Regions from separate parts of the Mus musculus genome. Here region 1 is linked to region 2. The links are chromatin loops, found by intact Hi-C in ENCODE. Cell type or tissue: left cerebral cortex. All regions are shown on one strand. Links, peaks and the distances in the headings refer to the core of each region. The heading gives the core; the rest is flanking DNA. Region 1 overlaps Nfyc (nuclear transcription factor-Y gamma). Region 2 holds the start of Rims3 (regulating synaptic membrane exocytosis 3).

Region 1 (16,159 bases), core at 4,911-7,410, 70 kb after region 2:
CAAAATCAAGACCATGACAATGCAAGAGAACTGTCCCCCTGCTGCTCCCTGATGTGCTCTACTACTGAGCTATATCTTGGGCTTCCAAGAGAGTCATCAAGGTGGCACATTCCACTTTAGAGATCTTTTACAGACTGCAGGCATAGTTCCTTTTTCTTCAAGAATGACAAAGTAACAGGTGTTATTTGCTAATAAGTACCTGTTTGTTCTTAATGATTCAATTGAATCATTGTTTCCAGCTTTTTTGTTGCATTTTTAGATTGAAAATAAGAGTACTGTGAGGAGCTGGAGAGATGGTTCAGTGGTTAAGAACACTGACTGTTCTTCCAGAGGTCATGAGTTCAATTGCCAGCAACTACATGGTGACTCACAACCATCTGTAATGGGCATCTGATGCCCTCTTCTGGTGTGTCTGAAGACAGCAACAGTGTACCCACATACATGAAATAAATAAATAAATCTTTAAAAACAGAGTACTGTGAACCTAGACCTCATGAATATTAGGGAAATCCTCTACAATGAATTAACCCACACCTTCATAGCCTCAACAGAGCCTTAAACTCTCTCTGTAGCCCAGGCAAGACTTGAACTCGTGATTCTTTTGCTGCAGGCCTCCCTCTTGCTGAGATTGCAGATCTGCACTACTAAGCCCAGTTGCAGTTTCTTACTTTATTGGTAATGTGTAAGCCAGACAGAGGTGTTTGCCCCTCCTCCTTACCAGAGTCTGTTTTAAGTGCCTTTTGGAAAGAGGCTCTAAGTTAAAATGATTAATGGTTGTTAAGGACATGCATCCTGTGCTTCTGCATCCACAGCTGCTTTACAGCAACCAAGGCAAAATTCTTGGATGTGTGTGGTCCTTTCTATTATTCCTTTTATATGAAGTTCACCTCAGGTAGTTTTTTGTTTTTTAAGAGATCCTTTGGAGCTAGAATTAACAGGGAGTTGGTTGCAAGCCACGTGGATTTTCCCACTGGTCTGAAACTCAACAGAGATTTGTCTGTCTCTACCTCCCAATTGCTGGAGATTGGTGTGCCACACTACCAAGACTTGGTATTCAGGAAGGGAAACACCTTTACTTGATAAGTCATCTTACCAGCCCGAGAAAACCGTTTATTCTGAGATTCCTATGTAACCACTTCTCTTTGGTTATTCAGGCAATCCTTCCTCTCAGGTCAAGCTGTTCAGGCTTCCCTTTCTTAGGCCATACTGCTCAATGACTCTCGCCCGTCATAGTGGCTACCTTGCCGTCTGCTAGTTGCTATGAGGGAACCAGAGATGGCTCATACAAGCAGCAGACTCAAGGACCTACTACTAGGTTGAGGCTGTTTAGAGAAGTCTGATTTGAGCATTGCAGAAACAATATTTTCATGATGGACTTTGAGTCTTTCCTTTTTAGCTTTGGAAAGGAAACCGTTTATAAAATCAGTTAATTTAAAATCAGACAAATTAATAGATATTGGGAGTTGAAAATACTTCCAGAAATGACAATTGAGTACTTCATCTCATTAAACAAGTCTTATTCAAGTACTTAAAAAGTAATTAATGAACATGAATAATAAATTGAATATCAATAATGAATTAAATCTGAGAAATTCTATATTGCATTTTTCATAAGAGTGATGTAAGTTAATGTGTTTGGTCTAAAGACAGTTTATTTTTGTCTTTGTTATATAAATAGCTTTGTCCAGTGGTAGACAATGACTTAACATAGAATGAAAAGAATCCTAAAGCTCCCAATTCCCACTGACTTCCCACATGGCCTCATTGTGTGGCCCAGGTTGCCCTAAACTTTCCCATTCTCTGCTTCTGCCTCCTAAATGCTGGTATTAGGAGTAATTCTTCTAATTTAAATGTATGTTTCATCACCCAGATGAACCCTGCATGGTTTTCCATGGGGTGTAGAGGTTATAAATGAGCTAATTTTGTAGCAAGATCAATTCAGTTGTCGTTTATGTGCTAATTAATTACTAAAGTAATTCAGGTTACTCCTCCCCACTCCCTTTTGAGTATTTAGCCAGCAGAATTAGTTTGTGTTTATAGTTAGGCTGTCTGTGTTACATTAATATTAAATTATACTTCAGTGAGTAAATACTGAAAACAAAATTTTTATGAGCTATATTGCTTGAGGTATAGTGTAAATTTTAAAGCCAGTCCATGTACCCTTATAATATATATTATGTGTTTTGAAGGAAACAGTTAAAGCTTACCCAATTTTAAATCTCACAGGTGTCTGTGCTCCAGTGAAATCTGGTCACCAATGTCAAGTAAAGGAAAAGGCATTACAATAGCAGTGTGGATTCTCCCTTCACTGGGTAACAGTCTGCACAGCAGTGTGCTAAGATCACACCTAGCCATGGTTCCCTGCAACAAAAGTTAGATTGTTTCTGTTTTTCTGTTTTTTGTTTTGCTTGCTTGTTTAAGATATGGTTTCATTCAGCAGCCAGGACTGACCTCTAGACTCCAGATAATCCTTCTCCAGACCCTAAGTGCTGAGATTATATGTATGAGCCACCATACTTTGCTTTAAATATGATAGCTTTGTGTGTGGTAGTAAGGAACTCAGAGTTAGGTGAATGCTAGGCAAGTGCTTTACCACTGAACCACATACCCATTTCTTCATCACTACTATCATTTTTTATAGCCTAGGTTAGTTTTGAACTCGGTCCTCTACCTCAGCCTCCTGAATGCTGTGATTACAGATGTATACTGCCACATCTGGCTAGAAAAATGTTTTAAAATTTTTGCCTGTTTAACAAAAGGTTGATTATCATTCTCTTGTCATGAATATTTCATAGGAAATTATTAATAGAACTAAACTGAAATTCTTTCCATGGAGCTGGAGGTGTAGCTCAGTAGAATGTTTACCTGGTAAACACCAAGCCTGAGTTTGGTCCCCAGTATCACATGAACTAGATGAGGTCACATATGCTTATAATGTCAGCACTCTGGAAATAAAAGCAAGGGGATTAGAAATTCAAAGTCATTCTTGGATATGTAGCATTCTGGGCTAGCCTGGACCATGTGCAATGACTGTCTTAAAACATTTTTTTTTTTCTAATGATTTCTCTGTTCTGGGTACATTTGAAGTACAATAGAGGCCCTGTGATAATAAGTGAAGTGCAATGGAACTGTGTTGTATGGGGTCTCTGTAGGTATTTAGGACTTGAGATTTTTATCTAGTCATTTCCATTTGTGATTCAACACCTCTTTTTAACTCTTTCCAAAAACTCTTAAGACAACATTGCTTCCCAGATACTAAAAGAGTTGATGTATAGAGCTCTTTATAACCCTCCAGCATCAGAAATTGGCTTCAACCATTTTTCCCATTACATCATCGTCCACTAATGCCATTACACCAGAGTGAAATCTGCTTTGAAGTCTTAACTGTCATGCCTCCCTGTACATACTCATTTCTTTAAAAAGGAAGTGGGGTGGGGTGGGGGATCAGGTAGGTTATGTAGTCCTAAGCAAACATTTAGCATGACTTAAGCATCCTCACAGTTTAAACCTAGATTTACCAGACATTCCACTCTGCTAGTGGAGAATGGCCTACCCAGCTGTACGTACATGAAGCCTAGGAAGTTACATATTTGAAGCCTAGTGTGTTGTCTCATACCTTTAATCCTAGCATGCTTTTAATTCTAGCATATCTGAGGCCAACTTAGTCTACATAGTTTCAGGACAGTCAGAGGTATATAGTGAGACCTCCTGGGAGGTAGAATGAAAGAAAGTGCATTACATGTTTGCTCATGTGATACCTGGCTCTGGTACTTTTCTTTTAACCCTGCAGAATTAGTTCTAAATAGCTTACATAGCACTTTCCCAGTGCCCCGTCACTGGGATATTAGACATTTTCAAGTAATTCCCTGCAATTGAAATTCCTTAGATAACCAAAAGTTTCTTGTCCTTCATTTAAAAACTTACCAGGTAAGTGTTTTTAACTAGCTTTAAAAAAAGACGAAAGGATGGACCATCCAGAGACTGCCCCACCCGGGGGTCCATCCCATAATCAGCCACCAAACGCAGACACTATTGCATAGGCCAGCAAGATTTTGCTGAAAGGACTCTGATATAACTGTCTCCTGTGAGGCTTTGCCAGTGCCTGGCAAATACAAAAGTGGATGCTCACAGTCATCTATAGGATGGAACACAGAGCTCCCAATGTAGGAGCTAGAGAAAGTACCCAAGAGCTGAAGGGGTCTGCAACCCTATAGGTGGAACAACAATATGAACTAACCAGTACCCCCCAGAGCTTGTGTCTCTACCTGCATATGTAGCAGAAGATGGCCTGGTCGGCCATCATCAAGAGAGGCTCCTTGGTCTTGCAAACTTTATATGCCCCAGTACAGGGGATACCAGGGCCAGGAAGTGGGAGTGGGTGGGGAGGGGGGGCGGGGGGAGGTTATGGGGGACTTTTGGGATAGCATTTGAAATGTAAGTGAAGAAAATATCCAAAAAACAAAAAAGAAAGAAAAAATGCTTTACAATATTATTTACAGTTCTGGCTACTAAGGGAATGTTTTCTTTTCTTTTCTTTCTTTCTTTCTTTCTTTCTTTCTTTCTTTCTTTCTTTCTTTCTTTCTTTCTTTCTGGCTACTAAGGGAATGTTTTCTTTTTTTCTTTTCTTTCTTTCTTTCTTTCTTTCTTTCTTTCTTTTTTTTTTTTTTTTTTTTTTGGATTTTTCGAGACAGGGTTTCTCTGTGTAGCCTTGGCTGTCCTGGAACTCACTTTGTAGACCAGGCTGGCCTCAAAATCAGAAATCTACCTGCCTCTGCCTCCTGAGTGTGCCGGGATTAAAGGTGTGTGACACCATGCCCGGCAAGGGAATGTTTTCATCTCCCTTACTATATTACAAAGTAGTTTGAAAAATGTTGGTTCAGACCTTCCTCTCTTTATCATGATTTTAATTCACCACTTCTTTCACCTATCTTTTTTCTTTAACCCTCAACATTTATTTTCTGTGTATGTGTGTGTGCTACAGCACAAATGTGAAAGTCAAAGGACAACTTGAAGAAGCAGTTCCTTCCTTTTACCAATACCTTTGAACCATCTTATCCTCCCCTTTTTTTCTTTTAAAAAAGAAAAACAAAACAAAACAAAGTTTCATGTAGTACAGGCTGACAAACTATTTAGCCAAAGCTGACCTTGAACTCCTCATCTTGCTTCCACCTCAGACGTAGTAGGATTATGGCTTCAACTATCTTTAAAGCTTCTAATTGTTGGTGTACTGTGTTTGGGATTTGGCCAAAGCAAAGCTGGAATTAGGAAACTATTAGGGAGTGCTCAGTTTCAGCTCAGAGACTTCATACTACCACTTACTTACCCGTTGTACCTTTAGCACTTTCAGTGTTTTTATTTAAGATAGATTTATTGGCAATAAGAAGGAATAATAACATCAGAAATTCAGAGAAATAGTATCTCAAGTGTCTAACAAATAAATAAAAATTAATAAGTGTAACCACTACTGTTATTTTCCAAAACCCTTTAGCCTTCTGTTCTGTGTTTATCATCAATCCCCTATCTGCAGGCTGTGGCATGGAGTATGAGCAGCTACAGGTAACCTAGAGAGCTTTGAAGACAATGATGCTGAAGATTATCAGTTAGACTGGACCACAGAATGCCTTCCCATTCTGTGGGGATATTCCCATGGGAAGTTAACTTCTGATTCATATTACTACTCTTCCTTCTGTGTAGCCCTCGCTGTCCGGGAACTTACTCTGTAGACCAGGCTGGCCTCAAATTCACAAAGATCCACCTACCTCTGCCTCCCTGCTGGGATTAAAGGTATACATGGCCACTGCCTGGCTCAATACTTGATTTTCTAAATTGGAACTTTTTGATAGTCTGTGATGTAATCTAGGAAAATTTTGCTTCAAATGTCTTCTGTGAGGATGTAATAAAGCCTATCAGCACAGCACAGACCTTAACACTGAATGAAACAATTAAACCAGTGAAAACAGCTGAGAAAAGATAAGTAACTAGCCTGGTGAGAAAGTATGACTTTATTATTTCTAATGTGCTTTGTGTCTGTGTGTTTTCAGTTGTGAAAATGTCCACAGAAGGAGGGTTTGGCGGTACCAGCAGCAGTGATGCCCAGCAAAGCCTCCAGTCCTTCTGGCCCAGAGTCATGGAAGAAATCCGAAACTTAACAGTGGTAAGGAAAAACAAGGAGCTTCTAAAGCAGATCAGTAGAAACAAGACTCGGGCACTTTTATTTTCAAGCATATTCAGGCGTAGTGTATTCCTGACCTGAATGTTGGGAAATAAAAATAGAATTTAACTTGTAGGAGGCAGTACCAAGGTGTGTTTGTGACAGTGGCCATCTGTTTAGATGTTCTGCTTGGAGGCAGGCTCATGTGGAACTGTGCTTTAGCCTATAGAGAGAAGCAGAGATTGTGCCTTCCTATGGTAGTTTCACAGCCTGTTCCTTTCGTTATAGCCTAGTTTATTGGCTGTACCAAATTTCTATAATTTTGGTAAAAATTATTGGACAGCTTATTCAGCAGGAGATCTGCTGTGAGCTAGCACTTACAGTACTAGATACACTTAGTTAAAACATACTTAGATTAGGGTTTCTCAGTAGCAGCATTATGGGATCTTTGTTCTAAGGGTCTAGCCAACTGCCAATAGCAATTTTTCATAACTGTGATCAAAAAACCCCAAAAACAAACTTCATAGACTAACAGATGTCCCTTTGAGCTAAAATCCTCTTCTGTTGATAACTGTGAACATAGAAAAATCAGATATAATCACATTTTTGAGGAGCTTACCATCTTCTAATTGCAGCTAGAGTAATATTATTCAGTAGCTATTCACTCAGTACTTAAGGACAAAGTAATAGTGGTGAGTCCTCAAGCAATGAAAGGGAATGTACTGTGGGAGGTCTGGAGACAGTGTAGTGCCTGTTTTTCTCTGGTTGAGCTAGAGAAGGCTTTAAACAATGGCATATAGGATGTCTCAGCAGCTAAAGTACTTGCTACCAACCTGATAACTTGAGCTTTGATAAAATTTAATAAGAAACAAAAAGAATAGTGTGTTTATTTTTATTGGGTCTTAAAATATGACCATTAGCCACATGGATAGGATGGGGAAATAGTTCTATGCTAGGAAGCAAAAAAAGCACATGCAAAGGCTTGGAGTCCTAGAGGAAAAGACCTATGTTTAGAGGAAAAACAAAAAGATTTGTATGGTAAAGATTGGGGTAGGAATGCAGTATGTGGTACAGAGGTAGTAGCAAGAGAAAGGTGTGATAAAACAGAAGTATTTTCAGAAAACATTGTGTCTTAGCAAGTATGGAAGGAACTCCCTGTGTCTTGTGCCGTTGTTGCCTTGACAGCATCAGCATTCTGGCCGAGCAGATGCCAGATTGTTTGTCCTGACATGGAGCTAATGTCTTAGGGTTAGCGGTGAGCAAGATTGATTTGTTTGTTTTTCTCAACAGATTCATATTTTACCTTTGTTCTGTGCTGTGTTTTGTAACTCTAATAATAACACTCAACAGACTAGATCATTGACCTCCTGGAAAATGTGTTCTCATAAAACAGACTGTAAATAAGTAAAAAATTAAACTAACTTGGTACTGTGAGTACCCATTGAGTACCCATTGAGTATTTATCAGGTATTAGCATGGGGGTAATTAGTGTTCTGAATGTACCACTGGGTGTTGTTTGTTCACATAAGGTGGGTTTTGAATTATTGAGCTTGGCTCAATAATTTCTGAGTGGCCTGTGCTCATGAATTTCCAGAAGTTTCTTTTCAGTATTCTGCCTGTGCTGTTTCAGATAGAGTAAACAGAGAGCATGGCAATGAAATTTATAAAGTCAGAAGTCTAGGGTGTTTTGCACAAATTTTTGGAAGATAATCTTTAATTTTAATAATCAGGATTCACACACATACACACACACACACAATTTATTAGATTGGCTTATAGGATGCAACCTAGGTAGTCCAACAGTGAGTGTCTTAACACTGGAGAAGCCAAGAATCTGGCTCAATCAGACCCAATAATGGTGCTGAAGGCCTGGAGGGCTGCTGGGCTTCAGTCCTGCTTGGAATCATGAAGAAGTTGGTTCTCATATCAGCAGAGGAAATGTTGTAGCTAGATGAACTAGCCATTAACAGTGAGGGCAAACAGACGAAAGGCAAAGGTTCTTTCCTCCATGTACTTTTGTGTAGGCTGCTACCAGAAAGTGCCAAGTTTAGGGTGGGTCTTCCTGCTTCAAATACTTTTCTTTGATCAAGAAAATCCTTCACAGGAGTGCCTCAGCAGGTTTGTATTTGAGTTGATAACAGATTCAGTAAAGTTGATAGCCAAGATTAGCCATCTCGTATATAATTTAGTGGTTATGTTCATTTGATTTTCTGTGCTTTATTTGATTTAGATCAGGCTGGTGCAATACGAGTACCCTTCTGGTTCTATTTTTGTATGTAGGTGAAGAGAAAGAAATGGAAGAAGGAAGTTGTTTTTACTTGTTCTTCCATTGACTTAAATAAACTTGTCTCCCATGTAGCTCAATTCCTTAGATCTCTACTGTGCTGTAACATCTGCTTGAAAGAATGACTGGCATATAATTGCATAATGAATAATTGAATGAGCCAGACTTCTCCCTTCAGACTTAGTACAGAGCAATGTTAGTTGCAATTTTTCACAAGAGGGTTGGGGTGCTTGTTTCCTTTCTAAGAGTGAGACCTGCGGTTAGTTTTCAGGCCTGCAGCACATGAAGGCCTATATTTCTCTGACTATACCTCTGCCTCTGCAGCCTGTCAGCACTTAATTTGTATTTTTCCAGAATTCAGTGGTACTTAATATTAGACTTTTGAAGGGAGTTGAGACAAGATCTTTTTACACAGCCCTGATCAGTCTAGATTTGCACTGTGTAGACTGGCCTTGAACTTGCAGCAGTCCTCCAGCGTCTGCTCCTAAAGCCTGGACTTACAGAAGTGTCACCACATCAAATTGATAGCAGACTTTCCCAAACGTGTCAGATCCTTTTAAAATGTTGAGCAGATTTTTTATGTTTGTTTGTTTTGTTTTGTTTTGTTTTGTTTTTCGAGACAGGGTTTCTCTGTATAGCCCTGGCTGTCCTGGACCTCACTTTGTAGACCAGGCTGGCCAGATCCGCCTGCCTCTGCCTCCTGAGTGCTGGGATTAAAGGCGTGCGCCACCACGCCCAGCCTGAGCAGATTTTTAAAACCCTATTATGCATAAATTATCCAAGTATAAGTAGAACAGGACTATTTGTAAAAGTGATGTGTGTTTATATTGAGATTCTGGTTGTTCCAAAGCAAGTAACTGTACTTTGACAGGTGGTATATTTCATGATGTATTGAACATACCTGTCCTTAGTCATTTTAGTGTGAATCAAGTAATAGAAATTTATCTTTCATCTCAATTTGACCTTCCTATTCTGTACTCTAAAAGGCTCTGTAATTGTCCATAAATCCAGTTGCTCAGATAGGGATGAAGTTGGTTACAAAGTCTAGCAAATCATCATGTCCCTCAGTGATTACATAAAACATTGTATATTCCTGTTTACCTAGACTCCAGGGACAGGTAATAACAGGTTTTCATACTCTTTTAAATCCAGATTTCCCTCTACCCTCTATCCCTCTCACTTCTGTGGGGTGTGTGGGGTGAGGGTGGGGTCCTTTCAGCTTTCCAAGCACTAGAATTACAAGCATTTAGCACCATGTAAAGTCATGGTAGACATCTTGTCATTGAGTTTTATAATCATCAGGACCTCTTTTAGAGTGGAGAGGAGAAAGCTAATTTAGTCTTTGGGAGAGTAGATTGGACAAATGGCGAGGATCCTGATTCTTGAGAAATTTAGTCTTCCCCTGACTTACTTTCTATGTCTGGTTCAACCTTCGGTAGCTGTAATTTAGTAATCAAGTCATTTAAAGTTCCATCTTTTCATGCTGAACACTTCTAGGTTGGACAAAGACATTTCTAACATGATCGTCAAATTATATTAACCAAATATAACCAGGCAAGAACATGGAAGACTGATGGGTATTTCTAACGTGACAGTCAAATTGTGTAACCAAGCAAGAACATGGGAGACTGATAGACTGTTAAAAGACAGGCCCTGGGAACTGAAGAGATGGCTCAGAGTATAGAGCACTGGCTGCTCTTCCTGAGGATCTGGATTCAGCTCTCAGCATCCACATAGCAGCAGCTCATAACCATCTATAACTTCAGTCTTAGGGGATACAGCACCTTCTTCTGGTCTCTGGGGAACAGGCAATTACGTAGTGCATAGATATACATGCAGGGAAAATACTCATACACACAAAATGAATAAAGATAAATAAATCTTTAAAACAAATAGAGCCAGGCCTGGTGGCGCACGCCTTTAATCCCAGTACTTGGGAGGCAGAGGCAGGCGGATTTCTGAGTTCGAGGCCAGCCTGGTCTACAAAGTGAGTTCCAGGACAGCCAGGGCTACACAGAGAAACCCTGTCTCAAAACAAACAAACAAACTAACTAAATAAATAAATAAATAAATAAATAAAACAAATAGGTACTGGGCCAGGCATGGTAGCTTCATTTATTCCCAGCACTGGGTAAGTAAAGGCAGGTGTATCTCTGAGTCCAGAGTCAGCCTGGTCTACATAGTAGTTCTAGACCAGCCAGAGCTACATGATGAGACCCTTCTTCAACAACAGCCCATATAGGCCAAATGCTATAATCTCTTTCTGTACATCTGTGCTTTGCAGACTTACAGAGTGACCCATAACCCTCACTCTTGATGACAGTTATGAAGGGAATTTTTAAAAAACCAATCAAAAAACCTTGATGTCAGGATTCTACTCAGGATTCCTGAGTTCTATTTTGTCGGTTTGCAGCAGAGTGCAGGCAACTTGATTTTCAAAAGCTTCCCCTAGACAATTCTAAAATGAAGCCAACCATTAGAATTATTACTTTCAGAAGGATGAGAATCTTGACTTTCTGGAGTGTCCCAGTGAGCTTAGTAAGGAGATTTCTGTTACTTAAAACTCCCGATTCTGTAGTGTAGCTTAGAACCCACTACTGACTTTTCTTTGCCTTTCAACTTGAGTAATTTCAAGTCTCCTGAAACTTGGCACTGTAACACAGTAGTAATTTACGTGTAGTTCTCAGACCGTAGTCAGAGCACCAGAGTGTTCAAAGATACTCTTCTGCGGTTTACTCATCCAGTTCCCAAAGAGCAGAGGAAGAGTTTGGGTTAGTCCTTCCTCAGGTCAGCTGGGAGGAGTCAGTGCTTCCACTCTCACAGCGCTGCCTGCTGACTTAAGTCAGTGTGGGGATTCAGTAAGCTGTAGTAGAGAGACCTCCTTTTCTGCAAACTTACCTTGGGCTCTTATGTGTCTCTAGAAAGCTGGAATGGAAGTCTAGAAAACTCAGCTGTTGTCAGAATAGTTACCCTGTTGTCAGGAACCTCACCCCTGACAGAACTCCCTGTTATGATCTGTTTTTCACACAGTGCATTTTTAAAAAATGTTTTTAATATTTTTTTATGTAGACGAGTGTTTTGTGTTGCCTGCATGTATGTATGTATGGGTGGTACATGTGTGGTCCTTGTAGATGTCAGAAGAAGGCTTCAGGTCCTGTGAAACTGGAGTTAAAGATGCTTGTGAGCTGCCATGAGGTGCTGGGAACCAAACCTGAGTCTTCTGCAAGAGCAGCTGTGCTCTTTCCAGCAGCCCCCACATACTTCCTTTTGGAGAGGAACACTTCAAGGCTTGGGGATCATGAGACCTCACAAAAGAAAAAGGTTGGGTAGGTTAGCTACAGAGAATTTGATGCCCCTTTTTTGGCCCCTTCAGGCAGTCTTACACATGTGACATATACATACACAGATGCTCATGAGTATGTACAAAAAAATAAATCTTTAAAAAAATTCTTTTGGCAGCCGGGCGTGGTGGCGCACGCCTGTAATCCCAGCACTCGGGAGGGAGAGGCAGGCTGATTTCTGAGTTCGAGGCCAGCCTGGTCTACAAAGTGAGTTCCAGGACAGCCAGGGCTATACAGAGAAACCCTGTCTCAAAAAACCAACCAAACAAAAAATCTTTTGGCAATTTCACACATTTATGCAATGTATATTGATCATATCCATCCCAGATCTTCCCTCCCACTGCTTCTAGACCTCCCTAAACATTCCCCTTCGCCTTCATAGCCTTTTTAAAAAGAACTAAGTCGCTGTTGCCAGTTTTACCTGCATGGGCATGGGTGTAGAGTCTTTCATGGAAGCTTGAGTGATCTAGTAGTAACCTTACTCCCAAGAAAAATGACCCTCCTTTCTGCAGCAGCCCTCGGTTGCCAGTAGCTCCCATGTTGGAGTTGGATCCACATGAGCCCCTCCTGTCTATGATGAAATGTTGACTGGCTTGATCTTACAAGTCTTCTATAAGTAACCATAGGTGCTGTCAGTTGATGAGTTCAGCAGCCATGTCATCCAGAAGGCAGCTTTCCACAGCATTACTCCTAGTCCTTGAGCTCTTACATTCTTCTTAACCCTGTTACCATAGTTTCCCCGAGTCTTTGAAGGATCAATAAAATGTCTCATTGAGGGAGAGATACTCATCAGTCAATTATTTTCAGCACTTGACTGAGTACAAATTACCCACTGTATAAAGAGCTTCTCTGATCAAGGCTGAAAGCAGAATTAATATTTGTGTATTAATGTAAATATTTAGAAGATAGTTTTATATTGACATTTAGAAAAAACTGGGATTACAGACTGCCAAGGTGGGCTAGAAAGGCTTTTAGATTTGGGAGGGGGTGTGTGTGTGGGGGAGACAGAGAGAGAGAGAGAGGGAGAGAGAGAGAGAGAGATCAACTCTGGGCTTTGGTTATGTAATCTTAGAAAAGTCTGTGGAGAAGACATTAAATGACAAATGGCAGTACATTTGCAAGAGAGCTACTCTTATGATCATGTGCTGTATGTATCCAGGGAGAACTTTGAGAGTTACATCCCTTTCCTCTGGTATTTTTGAGTAAGTAGCATTATCATCTTGTGTGATGTGCTACACTAGTAAGAAGGCAAAGGATAGATTTCAGTGATTAGACATTTTAAAACATGCCTCCAGTCCAACTCCCTCTTTCTCTTGCTATCCTTTGCTCTCAGGTCATACTTCTCACACTGCATGCAGGTGGGATTGGTTCTTACTTCTCTCTGTGAGAACACACGCCTTTGTATCACTTATACATAATTTCTAACTTACCTTTCCTGTGGGACTTTTCCCAACTCTTCTTTTCTCTTAGACCCAATTTGACAGCTGGTTATTTCCTTCTTTGTGTCTCCTTGGGACTTTATACTCCCTAGTGTAAGATAGAGACTGTATAATGTTTTTGATATGACTGTCTTTGGCAAATCACAAGTTCCTCAAGAATAGGGCTAGGGTTGCACATTCACGTAGTTATAGGTGTCATAGGTTAGGTTGGGGTATAGGAATGAGTTAAAGAAAGAGGAGCAGAAGCAAGGTGTTAGAAATAGTGTGTCTTCTGTCTCCTGGTAAAATTGTAATAACCTGGATATCTCGGCTTCTACCACTCCCAAGGTTAGTTATAGTAGAGGCTTCATGGAGAATGTTACCAGATTTGGAAAGAAAAAGATCAAAAGGTGATATTTGAGTTTGTAGAGCTGAGTATAGCCAGGAAGCTTGTTGGTCTATGGAGAGACGTTTGGGTTTTTTGGTTCTTTTTTTTTTTTTTTTGGTTTGTTTTGGTTTGTTTTTGTTTTTGAGTTTCTGCCTTGAAGGTATTCCTCTATGCTGCCAGTTTGCCAGTTCTTGTACTTTTTGTTTGATTTAGTGTTTTGGTTTGTTTGTTTGCTTGCTTGAGATAGGGTTTCTCTGTGTAGCCTTGACTGTCCTGGAACTGCAACTCATTCTGTAGACCAGGCTGGCCTCAAACTCAAATAGATCACCTGCCTCTGCCTCCTGAGTGCTAGGATTAAAGCCATGCACCACCATATCTTTTAGATAGTTTATCCTAATTTTTTTCTTCTATAAAGCCTCTCCCCCACTTCCCCCCACCCCACCAGCCACTGGATTCTGAGAAACCTGGTGATATTTTTCTAGAATGCCTTTGACACATAGAGTTTTCTGTTTGTTTCAGAAAAGAAAATCTACTTGTGGTTATTAATTCAAATAATAGTTCCTCCTTCTATAACATGATAACATAGATACCCAGGTGATCATACTGGGTTTAGAGAGCCATGCCCATATGAACACTCATGAGATACCTAACTTCAGCACATATATTGCTGATTTTAGCACTCCACCATGTCTTTTCTTCAAGGTTATTTTTTATTTCTAGAATTATATCCACTTTTGGACATGTGTTTAAATAGCAGTAGTTTCAGAATAAAGCAAGAGGGGGTAAGGCTTAAATTGTACATAAATTGAGTGGTGACACTCAAAAAAGTCCTTTCTTAAATCCTAGCCAGTGTATTTTCCCAGTAGTGTATTTTCCCTATCCCATTTCTGTTTAAGGAATAAGTAGCAGTCATGATTCTAGAAGGCAGCTGCTGAATTTACCCTCATTTTCAGGTTCCCTACAGAATAGAGAACTGCAGCAGTGTCAGGGAAAGCTCTGTGAATTTGAGGCCAGTAATGAGATCTTGTCTCAGTCAAACTCAAAAGAACTGTCAGGACAGGGAATGCCTTGGAGGAGAAATTTTACTTTAATCTGCTTGTTGTAGATTAGTAACTTGGTTCCAGAAAAGGAAGGAAGATGGGACACTTGAAATGAACTTCTTCTAAGCAGAGGCAAAGAACCTGTTAGTGGTTGACTTTCCTTCATGAGTGCAGTCTGAGAGTTTGGAGCTCTGCAAGGGCTGAGGAAGAGTTTTGGTTAGAGCGTGTGTTTTGTTAATTTATCTGTCCCTCTTTCCTTGCTGCATTTCCTGAGCTGGGATCTGTCCCAGTCTGTCTGCCAGTGCCTGTGCTCAGCTACTTTGTTGCCCACTCCACACTCATGTGCCTCTTATTGCTCATTTCAGAAAGATTTCCGAGTACAGGAACTCCCACTGGCTCGTATTAAGAAGATTATGAAACTGGATGAAGATGTGAAGGTGAATTCACATTATTTTTATATTAGGTTCATATTAGAGCTACAACTATAGCTCAAGGTTTAACAGAAATAAAAATATTATGTTACTTATGTTTTTATTTGGCTTTTAATTAAAGTAGAAATAACTTTAAATGAAACCGTTTTAGTTATTGAATGATGTTTCTTTGAAAATTGGGATATCATGGAATTTTTTTTCCTCTAAGATACTTAGTGTTTGCTTTGAGATCAGGTGCTACCCCTGATTCTTTGCACTTCACAGTGTAAATATTTGCATACATCAGTTCAACAGAGCACTGCTTTCCTCTCAGCACTTGCTACAGTCTCAAACCACCTGAGCTGCAAGAAATTTCTAATGATACTGCATTGCCTTAGTTACTTCTCTGTTGTTGTGATAAGACAGTGTGACTAAGGCAGTTTATAACAGGGTTTATTGGGGCTTATAGTTTCAGAGGGTTAGAATCTATGTTCACTAAGTCAGGGAGCTTGCAACAGGTAGGCAGATATGGTACAAGCAGTTGCTAGGAGCTCACTGTTTTATTCTCCCCCCTGACAAATTTTCTCTGTATAGCCCTAACTTGTCTTAGAACTCTCTGTGTAGACTAGGCTGGCCTTGAATTCAGCTATCCATCTCCCTCTGTCTCCTGAGTACTGGGATTAAAGGTGTTCGCCATAACCTCCTTGCTGGAACTCACTTTTTTTTTTAAATTAATTTATTTTCTTTATATCCCGATCGCAGCCCCCTTTTCCAGTTCTCCCTTTGCAGCCCCTCTACCATACTCCCCTCCTCGGAGAAGGGTGAGGCCCTCCCTGGGTATTCACCCTGCCCTGGCACATCAAGTCATTGCAGGGTTAGGTGCATTCTTTCCCACAGAGGCCAGACAAGGTGGCCAGTTAAGGGAATGAGATCCACAGGGGGGCAGCAGATTCAGGGATAACTCCCACTTCAGTTGTCAGTGAATGGAGCTCACATTTTAAAACACAAGCACCAGGCAGAGAGACTGGAATAATACAGGCTTTGAAACCTTAGAGCCTGCCCCCAGTGACATACCTCCTGGATTAGGCCACACTTCTAATCTTTCCCAAAGAGTTCTATCTGGGAAC
Region 2 (16,159 bases), core at 6,414-8,913:
AGGACTAGACTGCTGCCTTGCATGAGGGAAGGGGAAAGGGTAGGCATGAGTCAGGGAGGGGCTTCGGGAGTCACTAGAGGGAGTAAAGGCACACATTGTGGAGAAGGGGGTAAATGGACTCCACGCTGATTTATAGGGAAGATGGAGATGTAAGGTGCCATCCGCAGAGCCTGAGGTCCCTGAGAACAAACCTGGCCAAAGCGAAAATGGGTCACAAGGAGTCTAAGCCAACACTGCAGTTTATGGGTATAGGAGCCACTGGGCAGGAAGCAGATCCACTGAGCTCAGGGGACAATGGGCATGGTGGTTCAGGCCTATAATTCCAACATTTGTGCCTGAGGCACAAGGAATCCCATGAGTTCAAGGTAACCTGTGCTGCAGAGTGAGTTCTTGTCTCTCTCTCTTTTGATGTTGTTTGGTTGAGTTTTATTTTGTTCTGTTTTGAGATAGGGTTTCTCTGTGTAGCCCTGGATGTCCTGGAACTCGATTTGTCTACCAGGCTGGCCTAGAACTCAGATATATGACTGTCTCTGCCTCCAGAGTGCTGAGGTTAGATAAAGGCATAAAAAAGGTAAACTCAGAGAAGATGACTTGAGAATACAGGTGGACAATCCTACACCACCTCACTGTAGAGACCACAGAGAGGTCTGCCTCAGAAGCAGGAGAAGCCAAAGGGGACACTAATTGATTAATTGGCTGGATGGATAGGGCCCTGCTACGTAGACAAGGCTGGCCTTGCAACCTCTTACACAAACGTCTAGGATTGCAGTTGGGTACCACCACATCCAACAGGAAAGGTAGAATTTGGATTGGCAGGGAAGGGTCTGATACTCTGGGGATGGCCTGGGATGCAGTAGGATGAGGCTCCCAAACACTTAGTCCATCTCAGCCCAGCACTGAAAAAACAATTTCTGCACCCCCAAGCACATGTAAAGTTTGCCTACATGGCCACAGAACTCCCAGGCAGACCAGAGGTACAAGGGAATAGGTGTTTGACTCTGTCTCACAGCAGGTATGCACATCATTTATCGTCACCAGGACCCCTGTGAGAATAGACAGGGGTGCTACTAACAGTCTGGTGAATACTATAGACATGTGTAAACTCGGACCAACCTAGGGCAAACACCCTGAAAGATATCTGTTTCAGTAAGACACTCACCTGCTTCTCACGCTCCCCCATCGTAGATAGGGAGAAAAAAACCTACAGGGTGTCCTGGCAGAGACAGGCAAACTCATCAGGGGGCAGAGGGACTGCTAATGGTGTTCGGCTCAAAGCCTTTCCTTAGGTAGCTCCCATTTGAGCAAAGAGGCTCAGCAGGACAGCATCAGCAGCACCAAGGACAGCGGCCAGCGTACACTCCTTGCCTGCCCCTCCCCTGGTCAGGGCTGCCTTCCAAGCTGATCAATATTTCATGGAGGGAAGGGGCTCCAGTTACCAGCCCTGCACCAAGCCGGAAGGCGCCGCTGCTGTGCCCACTGCCCACCCTGGGGACTTTCCTCTCATATCCAGCATGGCTTCAGCTGATCTGGTCACAGACAGAGGCAGCCTCTCTTCCTTCATCCCCAGGTCTCTTCCAGGCCTGTGAAACAAACACCTTCACCCAGAGCTAGACACACACTGCTCAAAGAAGGCCACATACACAAACATTAAGCACAACCACACCCAGCATGCAAGCTACCATAACAGGGCACTCAAGCATGAAGCACAAGCATTCACAGAGCACAGACATGTGCACAGACATGTGCACAGACACACATCATTATGCATCACTGACACCCATTGCACACATCAGAGATGGAATGACCACAGACATACATACACATCCCACCCATTAGATCTGCACGTGCGTGTACACACACACACACACACACACACACACACAATATGTCTTGACAGTGACCCCCTCTCTCCATAGATACACAGCACACACCCACACTCTGCCCAGGTTCCTACTTTCCTGGTGCCAGGGCAAGGTACACAAGCTATGCATGTGACTAGGCAGGACACAGACAGACCCCTCTCTTTTTTTTCCTCCTTCCCTTCTGCAGTTTCTGCTCTGGACTTGAGCCCTGTAGAAAAACCTAGTTTCTGAGGTGTTTTTGGTCGCTGCAGTTCAGCCCTCAGGGACAAACAGGCACAAAGAGGTGTGTAGAAGAAGGAGTTGGGAAATGGGGCCCCTGAAGAATCCAAAGCCCCTTAGCTCTGTTGTCCTAAGGGCTCCAAGCTCTGGGACACGAAGCTCTGAGGACTGTTTCCCTTGCCTGCAACTCCCAAAGCCTCGCTGCAGCCTGGGGCTCCAGGCTCCTAGGGAGCTCCAAAGTCAATGCTGTGTATGGAGACAGGAGGACCATGATGTTGGAGCCCATCTACCACTCTATCCCAAGTCCTGGTATGGAACGAGAGTCTCTCCTGACCCCATCCAGACATCTCAACACCAACAGGCCCTTTCAAACAGGTTTTGGGGACCACACACAAATTCTCTTGTCTGCAGTAAGATCATTGCAAGAGTCTCAAAGCATAACCACTCCTCCAAAACAAACAAAAACCCAAAATAAAATCAAGGAACAGCCCAAGTGAGAAAACATGTGTGAAGACCTGGGTTTGATCCCCAGAACCACCAAAAAGAAAGAAAAGGAGAAGAGGGGAGAGTGAGGAGGAGGAAGAGGAAGAGGAGGTGGAGGGAGAGAAGGAGGAAGAGGAAGAAGATGGAGAGAAAGGGGAAAAGGAGGAAGAAGAGAAGAAGGAGGAAGAAGAGGAGGAGGAGAGCCTGAGCACAGAACAAGCAGAGGAGAGCAGGCCAACACAACAGGAAAAACCTTCAATATTTTTAGGCAGATGGGAGGGACAACTTCCAAGATTCCGTAGGCAAAAGGTGCACAGCTCTGACTCCCTGCCCCACCACAACTCTGCATTCTCCACACATCAGTGTACCACACTCTCCACACATCAGTGTACCACACTCTCCACACATCAGTGTATCACACTCTCCACACATCAGTGTACCACACTCTCCACACATCAGTGTGCCACACTCTCCACACATCAGTGTGCCACACTCTCCACACATCAGTGTGCCACACTCTCCACACATCAGTGTGCCACACTCTCCACACATCAGTGTGCCACACTCTCCACACATCAGTGTGCCACACTCTCCACACATCAGTGTGCCACACTCTCCACACATCAGTGTGCCACACTCTCCACACATCAGTGTGCCACACTCTCCACACATCAGTGTGCCACACTCTCCACACATCAGTGTATCACACTCTCCACACATCAGTGTACCACACTCTCCACACATCAGTGTGCCACACTCTCCACACATCAGTGTGCCACACTCTCCACACATCAGTGTGCCACACTCTCCACACATCAGTGTGCCACACTCTCCACACATCAGTGTGCCACACTCTCCACACATCAGTGTGCCACACTCTCCACACATCAGTGTGCCACACTCTCCACACATCAGTGTGCCACACTCTCCACACATCAGTGTGCCACACTCTCCACACATCAGTGTACCACACTCTCCACACATCAGTGTACCACATTGATGATTCCTGCCAAACCCCAGTCTCCTGTCCATTATGTTCTTTAAGTTGACACTTTCAACTTAAATGAATTATTTTCAATAGAAATCTGTTGCTACTATAAACAGAAAAGTCAATATCACCGTTAATAAATAGGAAAAGACTGTAAACATAAGTAAAGTAGAACAACAATGTTATGGGCTGGTGAGTCCCCTGCCTCCAACCCTAATGGCTGAAGTTCAGCTTCTGGGATCCCCGTGATGGACGGAGAAGAACTGACTCGCACAGTTGTCCTCTGATCTCCACTCGTACACGGTGGCATGTGCCCAATCACCTACTCACCCACTCAAGAGAAACGAATCTAATTGTACTAACCTGGCAGCTTACACTGTAACCCCAGCGCCAGAGAGGTGGAGGCAGTATGACACCAGACGTTTGAGGCCAACCTGGGTTTCAGGGTAAATGCCAGGTCAGCCTAGGAGCATGAGATCCTGTCTCAAAAAACCAAACCAAACAAGCAAAGATCTGTTACTGCAGTTCAGGGACACGGAGTTTCCAACCACAGCGTTCACCCCTATCAGAGCTCTCTCTACTGAGAGAAAGTGGGGAGGAACTGGAGAGTTCTGAGAGGCATTCACAACGATACAAACTCATTCTCCCTGAGGTGATCCTGGACATGCTAGAGTTGAGATAAAATTAATGTTCTCACCAAGTAAGTTGAGGTTATACCACAGCAGATCTGGGAGTCCCTGCACACCATCTTGGGTCCCATTAAGGGTGCCATTCTACCATATGGGAAGCCCACCCACCTTGCCTTCCTCTCAAAGGAGCTGAGCACAGCAGCCGGCTGGCACCCTGTTGCCACCACCCATTCTGGAATAACCATTTTATATGAATTGCTCCACTTGGGGTTGATGAGAGGACTCAGCAGGTAAAGGTGCCACCAAGCCTGATGACCTGAATTTGATCCCTAAGACCCACATGGTGGGAGGTAGAGAGAACTTCCTTCCACACGTTGTCCTTTGACCTCCACATGTGTGTTACTGTGCATGCGCGCGCGCGCACACACACACAAATAAATACAAATTTCTAAAAGAGAAATTGTTCAGGGTTACTTTTTCCTATTTATATATTTATAATTTGTCACTATAGTCCCCCAACTAAGAGGAAACTCACAGCAGGAATTTTAATCTGCATTTTTAAGATGAGAAGAGGCCCAGACAGGCTAAGAGACTTGCCCACAGTCATATAGCCCCACAAGGCAGATCAACTAGCAGGAGATCTGACTCCCACACAGATGACATCACCCTCACTCTGGGTGATCCTAGGTTGGGCAGTGGGGAAGGCAGAAGCATGGGTACTGGCATATGCTTACAGGGCTCTCACAACCCCAAAGAGAAAACAGGCAGAAGCAGGTAGCCAAGAGCAGGAGTTTTGCCCTGGAGTTATACAGCAGAACATCTCTGCATCATCAACACTACCTCTCCAAACTTCAGCTTTCCTGTCTTCAAAATGGGTGAAATAACAGCACAGCTGTATCTTTAAAACATAATGGAACCGTGTGGATGGTGCCTGGTATAGAGTAAGTGTCAAATAGTTTATTACTACGAAAACAGGAAGAGCAGAATCAACACAGGTCAGCAATGACTGGCTGGTGACACAGCCACGAGATGGTTCTTCACTGAGGAAAGGAAATTATATTATTATTATCATATTGTACTATATATATAATGTATATAATAGTAATACTATAAGTGTTATATATAAGTAATACTATAATACTACTGTAAGTTCAGTCTTAAAGGATGGGTATGATTTGGGAGGGAAGATAATTCTGGTTGGTGTGGTGTTTCAATGCCTGTTGGGAGGCTGAGGCAGGAGGAATGTGAATTTGAAGCCAACCTGGGCTAAATGGTGAGATGGTGTCTCAAAAGTTCAAATACTAAGGATGTAGCTTGGTAGATGGTGACTTGTTTAGTGTGTACAAGGCTCTGAAACTGATCCCTAGCACTAGAGGGAGACGATGATGAAATGCAGTTCTAAGTGCTCAGACTTTGCCTTACCCCATCCTATGTGTGCTTGGGCCCTGAACCACATGTGACAAGTTCTTCCGTGCCTGCCCTAGCCACTATTACCCTGGAATGAGTTCCCTTTAAGTCACAATTCCAGGCCCCCTTTCTCTAGGCACTGTCTGCATAGAAGGTTGTCTGCCCACCTGCCTGCTCCACCTTAAATACATAGCAGATATCCTCTAAAGCCCTTGCCTGGCTAACAGTGACACATACACCCCTGAAGGAGGTTCCAGGAGCCTCGTTTATGTCTGACTTGGTGATCCCTCCCAGCAGATTAAAGGTGAGTGATTCAGAGTAACACCTAACTCCCTCAGAGCCAATCAGATCTTCTCCTGGGAATTTGGACTTAGATCTGCCAAGCCCTAGGTGCTAATTCTGAGTATGGCCAGAATCCAGGGTCATGATACCAGAATCCAGTCAGGGGACAGATAGGCAAAGGCAGCCAGCAGGATGCAGAGAATGAAGATTCAAATTCTCCTGGCCTTCCAGGTCCCGCCTCCCTAGACTAGTGATGTCTGTTCATCCATCCGTCCACACCCCCATACCCTACACCCCATTACCTGTAACAAACCTTTATTACTAACGCTGGCTTGCCTGCTCTTTCCTAATTAAGACAGAAGAGAAGCTACTGAAGATATAAGGATGAACACCCTAAAAACACACACTGTACCCAAGCCTCAGGCTTATTGGAAGGAGACACCTATGTAGTGTTGACACTGATGCTGCGAGGGCAGGGTAGGTAACCACACTGGACGGGCAAACAGTCCTACACAAGGGGAGGGGCGGGCGAGCCATCATAAGCAGGAAGAACAGCAAGTGTAGGTACACAGAGGCACAAAACAGCCTGGCCTGCTGGAGAGACAGCCAGGTGTTCAAAGCATGCTGCGGAAGCAGGAGAGGTGGGGATGGATGGGGAGTCGGGTACAGATCATAAAGAGCTTTGAATACCATGCTAAGAAGCCGAGGCTTTTTCCTGCCGGCTATGGGGAGCTATTGAAGTATTTTAAGTAGCAGGGGGTGATAAGGTCAGTTCTATGTTTTGGAACGATCACTCTGGGGATGGGTGGAGAAAAGACTGAAAAAGGAAGGCCTGGCGGTAGAGAGGCCACTGAGGAGGCGTCAGGATGAAGTACTTGCTCTTTCATGCACCAGCCAACTCACTGCGTACCTACTATGTGTCAGGGCTAGGTAACACAGGTGCCAGACCCACTGAATGCTCAGGTGAGCAATGAGGATGGGAAGCAAATAAAGGGTGCCAAGCGTCATGAGGAAGTACAAGGTACTAGGTCTGAGGCTCAGTCTCTCTAAGTGCTCACTGTGCAAGCATGAAGACCTGAGTTCAAATCCCAGCACCCACGTAAAAAGCCAGGTAAGGCTGTGTGAGTGTGTGTGTGTGTGAGTGTGCATGTGAGTGTTCGTGTATGTGTGTGTGCGTGCTTGGGATTAGGGGACAGAAGTGGGAGGATCTTGCTGGCCAGTCAGCTTAGAGCCAAGACCATGAGCTTGCAGTGTACTGAGAGACCGTATCATGGATATGTGTATTTGCACACTCATGCACATGAACCATACCACACACAGAGAGATACACACACACAGGAGGAGAAAGAGGAAAAGGAGGAGGAGGTGGTGGTCTCATGGATGTGAAGTGTTCCACTTTTAGACTTCTCTGCTGTGGTAACACTTGGGAAGAGTCAGCAGGGCCCCAGGATGGGGTGTGCATCCAGGACAGTATGTGTGAACCTCCTTCCGTGGAGGTTAAGAAAGAATGGGAGAAGATGATGTAAAAAGGGGAGGTAAGAAACAGATTACACGGGGCCTTGGAGTGGAGACTGCGTCAGTAAATCTGGATTTTATTCTAAGAAGTCCTGGAAGTTTTAAGCAGGGAAATGACACAATCAAACATTTATCTTTAGAAGATCGTGCTGGCTACACCTACCAAATGACAGCAAGTGGGGCAGTCATGAGAGTGTAAGGAATCCAGGCAGGAGGCTGTCATCGGCGTCTAGGTGACAGAGAGCAGTTGCTCCGGAAGGGGGTGTGAGCAGGAAGAGGGGCTGCAGACCTGACCTGAGAGAGGAACGCTGGAGAACCAGGCTTGTTATGCTTGGCTGTGGGGGCGAGGACAGGGAGGTGTCCAGGAGAATTTCCAGCTTCCAGCTTGAGCAAGTGGGTGGGTGACGGTGACGGTGATAGAGACAAGCCAGGGACCCTGGAAGCAGAGCAGGTGCAGGTGGGTGGAGCTGGGGACCTGGGTTCCATCCTTAGGTGGTGTCTAGGGAGCAGTAAGACCAGGTACTGAACATGGAAGAGATGACTAAATTCAGAAGAGTAAGTGAGATGACCTAGGGAAGACAGGCGAGGGGGCAATGTAGTGAAGAGAGGGATCAGTGTAACACAGGTGCCATGGCAACAGCAGGACCTGGGAGTAGAGCGGCCAGCCATTCTGGGCTTGCACTGTCAGAATCATGAAGCCAAAGGCTTTCAGACCCCAAAGGCATCTGGCCTTGAATCTCCCTCTCCCAGTCAAGGCGCATACCCTGGGCTTAGAAAATGTCCAGATAAAAGCTTTCCCTTCCTCTGTAGCCCTTCATCCCTCTGGGCAAAGCCAAGCTCTCCCTTTCAAGCATGACAGTGCATGTCTATAATTCTAGCACCTGAGGAACTGAGACAGGAGAATTGCCACAAGTTGAAAGTAGCAGCCACACAAGACAGGACTACACAGTAAGAGCCTATGAAATGAATGAATGAATGAATGCATGCATGCCAAGTTCTTCCAGGCTCAGCTCAGACAGCCCCTAACCCAGGTGGAAACTTCCTAGCCTAGGCCTGCTGTCTTGCTACCAGACAGATACCCTGTCTTTGAAACTCAGGTCTTCCTCTTGATAAACTGTGGGGCTGTGGTCAAGGACCCTCAGCTCCCTCACCTATGCGATGGAGAGGGTGACTCTTGTTTCCTCAGTGGTGAGAGTGGGCGTGTAAAGCACTTAGCAGAGGAACCATAGGGCAATCACCACGTAAGCCTCACTGACACGAATACCCTTCTGCCTTCACACAGACAGTCACTACCCCTCACCTCTCCCCCCATCTTTGATGTCTTCCACTCAGGAGCTATGTTCAAGTCAGCGTCCTCTCTGGATTGTGAGCTAGGTAACATGAAAACCCTAGTGCTAGATGACAGCTCAGGTCCCTTGTTCAAAACCACTCTTTTCCGACAGCGGCAGCAGAAAATTAAAAAGTACGTGGTCCTACTAAGCACAGGATTTCTCCCACGATGGCCCTTGTGTGAGGCCTGACACAGGCCTTACAATTTCCAGTGAGATTTTTCACTTTCCTCTTCCCGTTTTATAGTTGATGACATTAAAGTTTAGATACCATCTTGTTCTGCTTATGAACTGCTGGGTTAGGATTCAAACACATAGCAGTTTTCAAACCTCTACACCTTGCCCTCTGACTCCCTAGAGGCTGGGAAAACCTGGTCCCAAGGGCTGAGCTTCGGTCAACAAGGCTGAGATGTGGCTCAGCCCACAGAGAGGTATCTAGAGAGATTAGAACTGCCTCCCTCCTGGGAAGAGACACATAAACAAGGGCTCCCTGGGTACCACCTCTGCTGCTACTCAAGGGAGGGGCTAAGAGAGGACAAAAGGTCACTCACGAGGAGGCTCACTTGTGCCCATAGGTTCCAAAACACACTCTCTGGAAGTCTGACCTTGTCTCCAATCCTTAAAACCCTTTAGGGGTTGCCTCTGGCTTCAGGATAATCCTCACATCTCTCCTATCCCACTAATCCAGGGTTGTGGAGCTTGGCTGTCTCTGAGCCTGCCACACACCCCTCCACTACACCACCGGGAGCTGTAAACACTGTTGCCTCTATCATCCTTGCATCTTTGCCTACATGGCATCCTCCATGCTCAGCTAAGAGGATAGCCTCTCTGGCAGCCCTTCTAGAACCTCAAAGTAGGGGAGCAACCTGCAGTGGTGGGTCTATGAACCTTGCTCTCAGCACGTCACCTGTGTAATCACCTGCTCTACACCATGAGCCTGCTAGAGTGATAGCCATAGAGCAAGGTGCTGCCTGGTCCCTACAGCTTGTGTACCAACAGCACCTGGGGGACTGACCACAGAGGCAAGAGTGCTCCCTCCTCCTCTGCCTCCCTTTCTTGTTTCTTGTGAAGTGACCTTGAAAGGTACCCTGGGTTGTTTTGTTTTGTGTTTGAGACAGGGTCCTGTGTAGCCCAGGCTGGCCTCCAACTTGTTATGTGGCTCAGTTTAGTCACTCGCCATCCGCTGGGATTACAGAGTGTACCATCAGACTCAGCTCTTTCTATTCAGCTATCTTGAACTCTTAAGTGTGAAGAGTCCAAACTTGCAAGGGATGAGAATCACCGGAGAGGGTTCCACCTGCCCTAGGCTGGCTGCATAGTCTGACATCACACTTAACCCAGAAGCACCTTCTAGGTAGCTGGGCCAGTCAGGATGCAAAGCATACCTGGTTTGAGTTTCAGTTTTGAAACAAGGTCTCATTCTGGAGCCCTGTCTGGCTTGGACTTTGCTATGTAGACTAATCCTACAACAACCACCCTACTGCCCCTGCCTTCCCTATCACAAGGCATTCAGCCATGCACCACCAAGCCCAGCAATAATTCTTGCTTTCCAAAGCCAACTGAGGCAAGGGAGGTGAGCTGGAAAGCTGTAGTTGTCACAAGTGGAGGACATGAACCTTACTCTGTCCGATGCCCAAGTCCCTTGTCTTCTCTCTGCCACTGACCCCACACCCTTGTGACTCACTACTCAAAACCAATCCATCTCACCCACAGAGCTCCTATCCAGTATCAGATATCCCTGTGCACACAGCCCCACCATGAAAAGAGGCCGGTGGCCAAGTCATCTGTACACACTGTGAGAGAAACACCCCCAGGCCAGGCAAATGCAAATGGGGGAGGCACCCCCCCCATTATCAGCAAAGTACTGCTGTAGGAGAAGTGCTCTGCACCCCAAGTCAGCAGAATGCTGGAGGCAAGAGCCATTGCCATAGTCAGCACTTCCCTACACCCCTGTGCCTGGGCTCCTGACAAGAGTAGGGGACACAGAAAAGCCTTCCAAAGTAGGGCTCCTGAGGTCAAAGAGCCCTGGGGCGGCTAGCACCTGGGGGTAAAAGGTTTCAGCTGGGGAGTGGGGCAGACTCAGGTGAGAGATCTCGCATGGCACTAATGAAATCAACCACCAGCCTCCCTCCCCCTCCCCTGAGACCCTCCAGGCTCCAGCTGATGCAATGCCCAGGCCTGATAATTGTTTTCTTCACTCCTTAAAGGGCCAGCTACTAGCTATGGACAGATATTACCCAGACCCCTGACAGCCCTGCCCCCAACCCCCCCCCCCCCCCCCCCAGCTCAGAAACTGCTCAGGGTGAGCAGCAGAGAACCAGAGGCAGCGGCAGCGGCAGCTCTGAGTACTCAGCCAGCCAGCAGCTTCAAGCCCGGGCTCCAAAGAGTAAAATCCAATCAATGTCCAGAGACTAGGAGTGGCAGAGGGAGCAAGAACAGTTAAGACACCAACACCTACACTGAGCACATCCCCTGGAGGAAGGGACTAAGGTCCCTGCTGAGTCCTCAGCTCCTGGCTCCAGCATGCCTGCCCCAGCAAATGCTTGGCACAGTGTTGCTTATAGTTCAGCAGTTACCCACTGAGCTCAGGAGGGCTCAGGGAGAAGCTGCTCAAACCTACCACTGTATTTATTCCTCCTAAAACCGTAGGACTGTTTTGCCGAAAGAGGCTCGGAGAAAGCAGGTGATTCCTTCCTTTCATATCACATAGGCAGAAAGTAGCAGAGCCGGGATTTGAAGACAAGTTTAATCAGCTCTGGGGCTCTATCCCTTGTAAACGGCCAGATGGTTGGAGAACCCAAGGAAGTCCCTGAATACCTGGTTTAAGCACAAACTGCATGGACCCCTCCCCAGCAGGCCCCTGCCCAGAGAGTGTCCCACTGGGCCATCCTCTTCACTTGCCTATGGGGACAGAGTTGGCAGTTGCGTGATTGTGATTACGGACTGATTGGTGGCTGGCAGCAACTGTGGAGATGGGTTGTCAATCCCTTGGTGAAAGACCCTCTTTCCACCATTCAGGCCCCAAAACCCAGTGAGAAGTCATCACCAGCAGAGAACAGAGCAATAGGAAAAGCAGCTGCCTTCCATCTCTCTCCAAGATATCACCCTTAGAGACAGGGTTGGACACAGCAATTCCCCCAGGCCCAAGCCCTGAAGGCCCCTGATGGCACTGCTAGCTAGGGCCCCTTGTTGCTCTGGCTTAGCTACAACATTTCCCACCTTAGCCAGGGACTACAAGAGCTATAGAGGGACCATTCATTCGCTTCTGAGATACTAGGAGGGGAAACCCACTCCTTGAGGTTGGGTTGTACAGAGGTAATGGGGGCCTGGGATCCAGGCAACCAGGAAGCCAGCCAAGGAGACCTATTCTCCCAAATGAACAAGATGCCAGAATAGCCCATGAAGGGTCTTGCCAAGCTTCCTTGAAGCCTTGGGTGACCCATCGTGCCCCTGACCACTTTTTCCCAGCTTCCCAGAAGCCCCTTCTTTCACCCTGAAGCTGCGTGAGCACCACCTCTCTCCTTTTTACTAAGAAGGGGAGTGTTTCTCTGGGTACAATGGTGTCACGTTGGAAGGAAAAAGTGGCCGCTTCCCAACCAGGGTACAGGCAGGAGGGAGAAAGGCAGGCTACCTTTCCAGGAGGGATTTTAAGCACTTTGCAAAAATGCCATGCGAAGCAATGCTGTTGAAGATCAGGGCCCCAGGTGAAACCCTGAGCGTCAGCAAAGTACTCCAGATTCTAGGGTTCCTACCCCATTTTCCAGGTTTCCTCAGGCTCAGCCCCCGCCCCACAGTCATCCCAGGTTGTGCGCATCGCGGAGCCTCCCCCCCAAACCCTCCCCCCCGCCCCCCAGATCTGGCATACATCCCTACGTAGCGCTCGGCGGCCGGCCGGAACCCCCCTTCCCGGCGTGGTCCCCTGCCCTGACCGCAGCCCCCTCCCCACGCCCACTCGCAGGCGCGCAAGGCCTGCTGACTTACCCCGAGGTGGGGCCGGGGTCCACGCCTGGAGCGGGATTCCGCTGGCGGAGTGGCGCCGCAAGGCGAGGCAGGTGCTGCCCCGGGACCCCGCCCCGCGGACCCGGCGGTAGGCGCGGCCCGGCCCCGAGCGGGCGCGGACTCCGAAGGGGTAGGGACGCGGGGCGGGGAGGGGCAGCGACAGAGACTCACGGGGGCATCGCCCGCCACCGGGCCGGACAGCTCCGCTCCGCCCGCCTGCGCTGCTGGCTCCGCAGTCGCCACACAGTTCTCAGTCGCCGCCGGGTGCAAAGCCCAAGCCACGGCTGGCGGGAGGAAGCGGGCCCTGGCAGGGGCGGGGCCTAGGGCTGGTGGGAGGGATTAGTGGATGGGGCGGGGCCAGATGGGGCGGGGCCCGAAGGTGGGCGTGGCCTCTGGAATCTGGATCTTCTAGGTGTATCCTTGAGGAGTAGGCCTGGAAGAAGTGAACCTCTAAGAATCAGGGGTTGGGGGCCGCTCAAGTCCCTAAGATGCTCCTCCTGTCCCCTGCCTGTCCACTCTTCTACACAATCTGTTCCTTCTCAAACTTCCTTGTCCTTGGGGGCACCTCCCAGGTGCCTCCATCTATTCTGAACAAGATCAAGGAATGTCAGATGGTGAGCAGTAAGGCTAAACACCTTACAAACATAGAGTCCATTTTAAAGACCAAAAAAAGGGGGGAAACTTTCGGAGGAGAAATGACTTGCTCAAGTGCCTGCTGTAAAAGATTTTCTGGAAAGAGGGAGGGAGAGAGAGAGAGAGAGAGAGAGAGAGAGATCAGGAGTCACAAAAGAGTGCTGCTTTTGAAGATCAGAGTTCAGTTCCCAACACCCAAGTCAGACAACTGTTACTTCAGCTCCAAGGAATCTGATGCCCTCTTCTGGCACCTGAAGGCTCCAGCACATGTGTGCACATACACACACGAAGTGAAAGTAAGTCCTTTGTTTAAAAAAAAGGAACTTCCAATATACTTTCAGACTTCAGGTAAGGGGCCTATGACCCATATTAGCTCCTTTGCCACCTGTGGCAGTGCCTTTCAACTGGGGACAGTTTTGTCCTGAAGGGATTTTTCACAATATCTTGAGTTACTCGTAGTTTCTGCAATTATGAGGGGTTTCCAGTAAGAACCAACCCTGGAACTGTGCTGGCCAGTCCTGATACCAAAGAGTCCTCAGGCCCTGTGTCAATAGGACTGCAAGTGGGAACCCTGTATTACTGTTGGTTCTCTAGAGGGACAGAATTTAGAGAAGAAACACATACACACACACACACACACGCACACACACACACACACACACACGCACACACACACGTACACGCACACATGTGGGAGGGGATTTATTAAAATGGCTTACAGGATGTGATCCGGCTTGTCCAACAATGGCTGTACAATGGAAAGTCCAAGAACTCAGGAGTTATTCACTCCACAAGGCCAGATGGCCTTCAATATCTGCTGGAATGCCAAAGAAGTGGGTTCAAATGTTAGTGACGGACTGAGGTTGCCAGTGAGGGTGAGGGCCAGTATGCAAAGAGAGCAAGCTTTTTTTGCTTCCATCAACAGTGGATCTTTCAACCTCAAACGATCCAGGGTAAAAGTGGGTCTTCCCATTTCAAATGATTTAATTAAGGGGGAAAACTCCTTCATTGGTATACCACTTGGGTTTCAGTTAATTCCCAATAAGGTCAAGTTGACAACCTAGAAAAACCATTGCACGAGGCTTGGCATCTGCCTGAATGGACTTCAAATGGATGTGCTGACTTAAGACCCAGCAGTTTAGGCTTCTAGAGAGATAGATGGCTTAGCGGATAAGAGCACTGGCTGCTCTTCTAGAGGTTCTGAGTTCAATTTCCTGCAACCACATGGTGGCTCATAACCATGAGATCTGATGCCCTCTTCTGACATGCAGGTGCACATGCAGATAGAGCACTCATACATTAAATGGACAAACAAACAAACAAACCTTTAAAAAAATTAAAAAAAAATTAAAACGACTTGGTGGCTTAGGACTTGAGGTTTCCTGTCCTACAGTCCTGCCTGGTCCCAACTTGGCTGTGTTTAAGTGAGCTTAGGGCTGGTCAGCTCTGCTTTCAGACTGGAAGGATTGTTTGTTTGTTTCTCTGTGTAGCCCTGGCTACCCTGGAAGGAACGCTGTAGACCAGGCTGGCCTCAGACTCAGGAGATCTGCCTGCCTTTTTCTCCAAGGGTTGGCATTAAAGGTGTGCACCACAGGCTCGGCTACTGCTGGAAAGTTCTTAATTTTGCAAAATTTAAATGAGGAGTGGGAAGGTGGAAAGAACCAGATAAATGACTCTAATTAAAGGGCTTCCCTCACCCCATTCTATACCTTCTCCACATGGTAAACTGAGGCCCAGGGATGTGGAAAGCTGGGTCCCTCAAGGTGTCAGCTGAGACTCGTGATTGCATTTGTTTATTAATGATAATGTCCTTACCGTCTAATCTAGACCTAAAACCAGAGTCTGTGTGCTAGGCTGCTTGTTTCAGAGCAGGCAGAAGAATTAGATTAAAGTGGGCACTGGGAGGGCTGGGGGAGTTATCTGGAACAGTGAGGGAGGTGACCGATGGAGAGCACAGAACTGTGAGGGTTAAAGTGCCTGAGGGGAGTCTCTTGCCTCTCTCTCCTCGCCTCTCTCTCCTCTTCTCCTCTGTCGCAGCGACCTGTAAGTCAGGCACCACCTTTGGCATCATGGTCATTTTGCCTGCTGTTGAAAAACCTTGGACTTCCTTTCTGAAGAGATATACAAATGTACATTTTGTGTATAAGTTCAGGTCCCTCAAAACTATGTGTGTGCTTCCAGAAGATTGAAGTGAGTTGGCTCTTAAGTCCAAATAGAAGAATTAAGCATGCAGAATTTTAAAGTTAAAATTAAATTATAGTTCAAAAAACATATTATAAAGTTCACGTTGATAACACAGTATGGTAGCGAAGCAGGACTAGGCAGATCCATGAAACAAAACGGAATACAGAAATAGACCCACTGGTGACTGTAGTTGCACAGAAATTAAGCATTTCATGAACCTCTAGATGAGAGAAACTCGAGGTCTCCAAACACAAAGTAATTCAAAGGAGATGGAAATGCTAATTGCCCAGGCTTAGTACATATTGTACAGAAGTGCTGAACTAGCACACTGTCCTACATAAACAAATACAATTAGTGTGTGTTAACGAAATACTTTTAATGTTTAATGGAGAGGGAAATGTTAACTACCCTGATCTGATCATTGTACGCTGTGTTTACATGTATTGAATTATGACTCTCCACCCCATGCATTTGTACAATAACTAAATGTAAGAAACAGGCCCAGCCACACTGGGGAATTCTGGGAAGATGAAGATAGTGCTTCAGATAAATCAGGGGTGGAGGGGACTGATGGGTCATGCCTGTAAGCTCGGCACTTGGAAGACTGAGAGGGAAGACTCGGGAGTTAGA

Evidence for each region. Hi-C counts contacts between places; a loop is a spot of excess contacts. Peaks named below come from ENCODE experiments on the same cell type or tissue, not always from the same donor. Only the 100,000 strongest peaks of a DNase experiment are listed, where the experiment ranks them.
Region 1: it touches region 2 in a loop (5-fold over the local background); 2 of 42 quality-filtered maps call a loop at or near these places.

Annotation. Positions count from the first base shown.
Region 1 is chr4:120,780,372-120,796,530 of GRCm38, reverse strand. It overlaps Nfyc (nuclear transcription factor-Y gamma), which reads left to right. Exons shown (of 10, transcript NM_008692.4): 2 at 6,042-6,154; 3 at 14,988-15,059. The coding sequence starts at 6,050. Among named protein-coding and RNA genes, the nearest start is that of Mir30e, 16 kb to the right of the region's middle. In left cerebral cortex, for the core only: no CTCF peak of the experiment used is centred there; a DNase peak (open chromatin) is centred at 6,296; H3K27ac peaks cover 735 bases.
Region 2 is chr4:120,851,658-120,867,816 of GRCm38, reverse strand. It overlaps Rims3 (regulating synaptic membrane exocytosis 3), which reads right to left and starts at 13,018. Exons shown (of 8, transcript NM_182929.3): 1 at 12,695-13,018. In left cerebral cortex, for the core only: no CTCF peak of the experiment used is centred there; DNase peaks (open chromatin) are centred at 7,470 and 7,773; H3K27ac peaks cover 2,025 bases.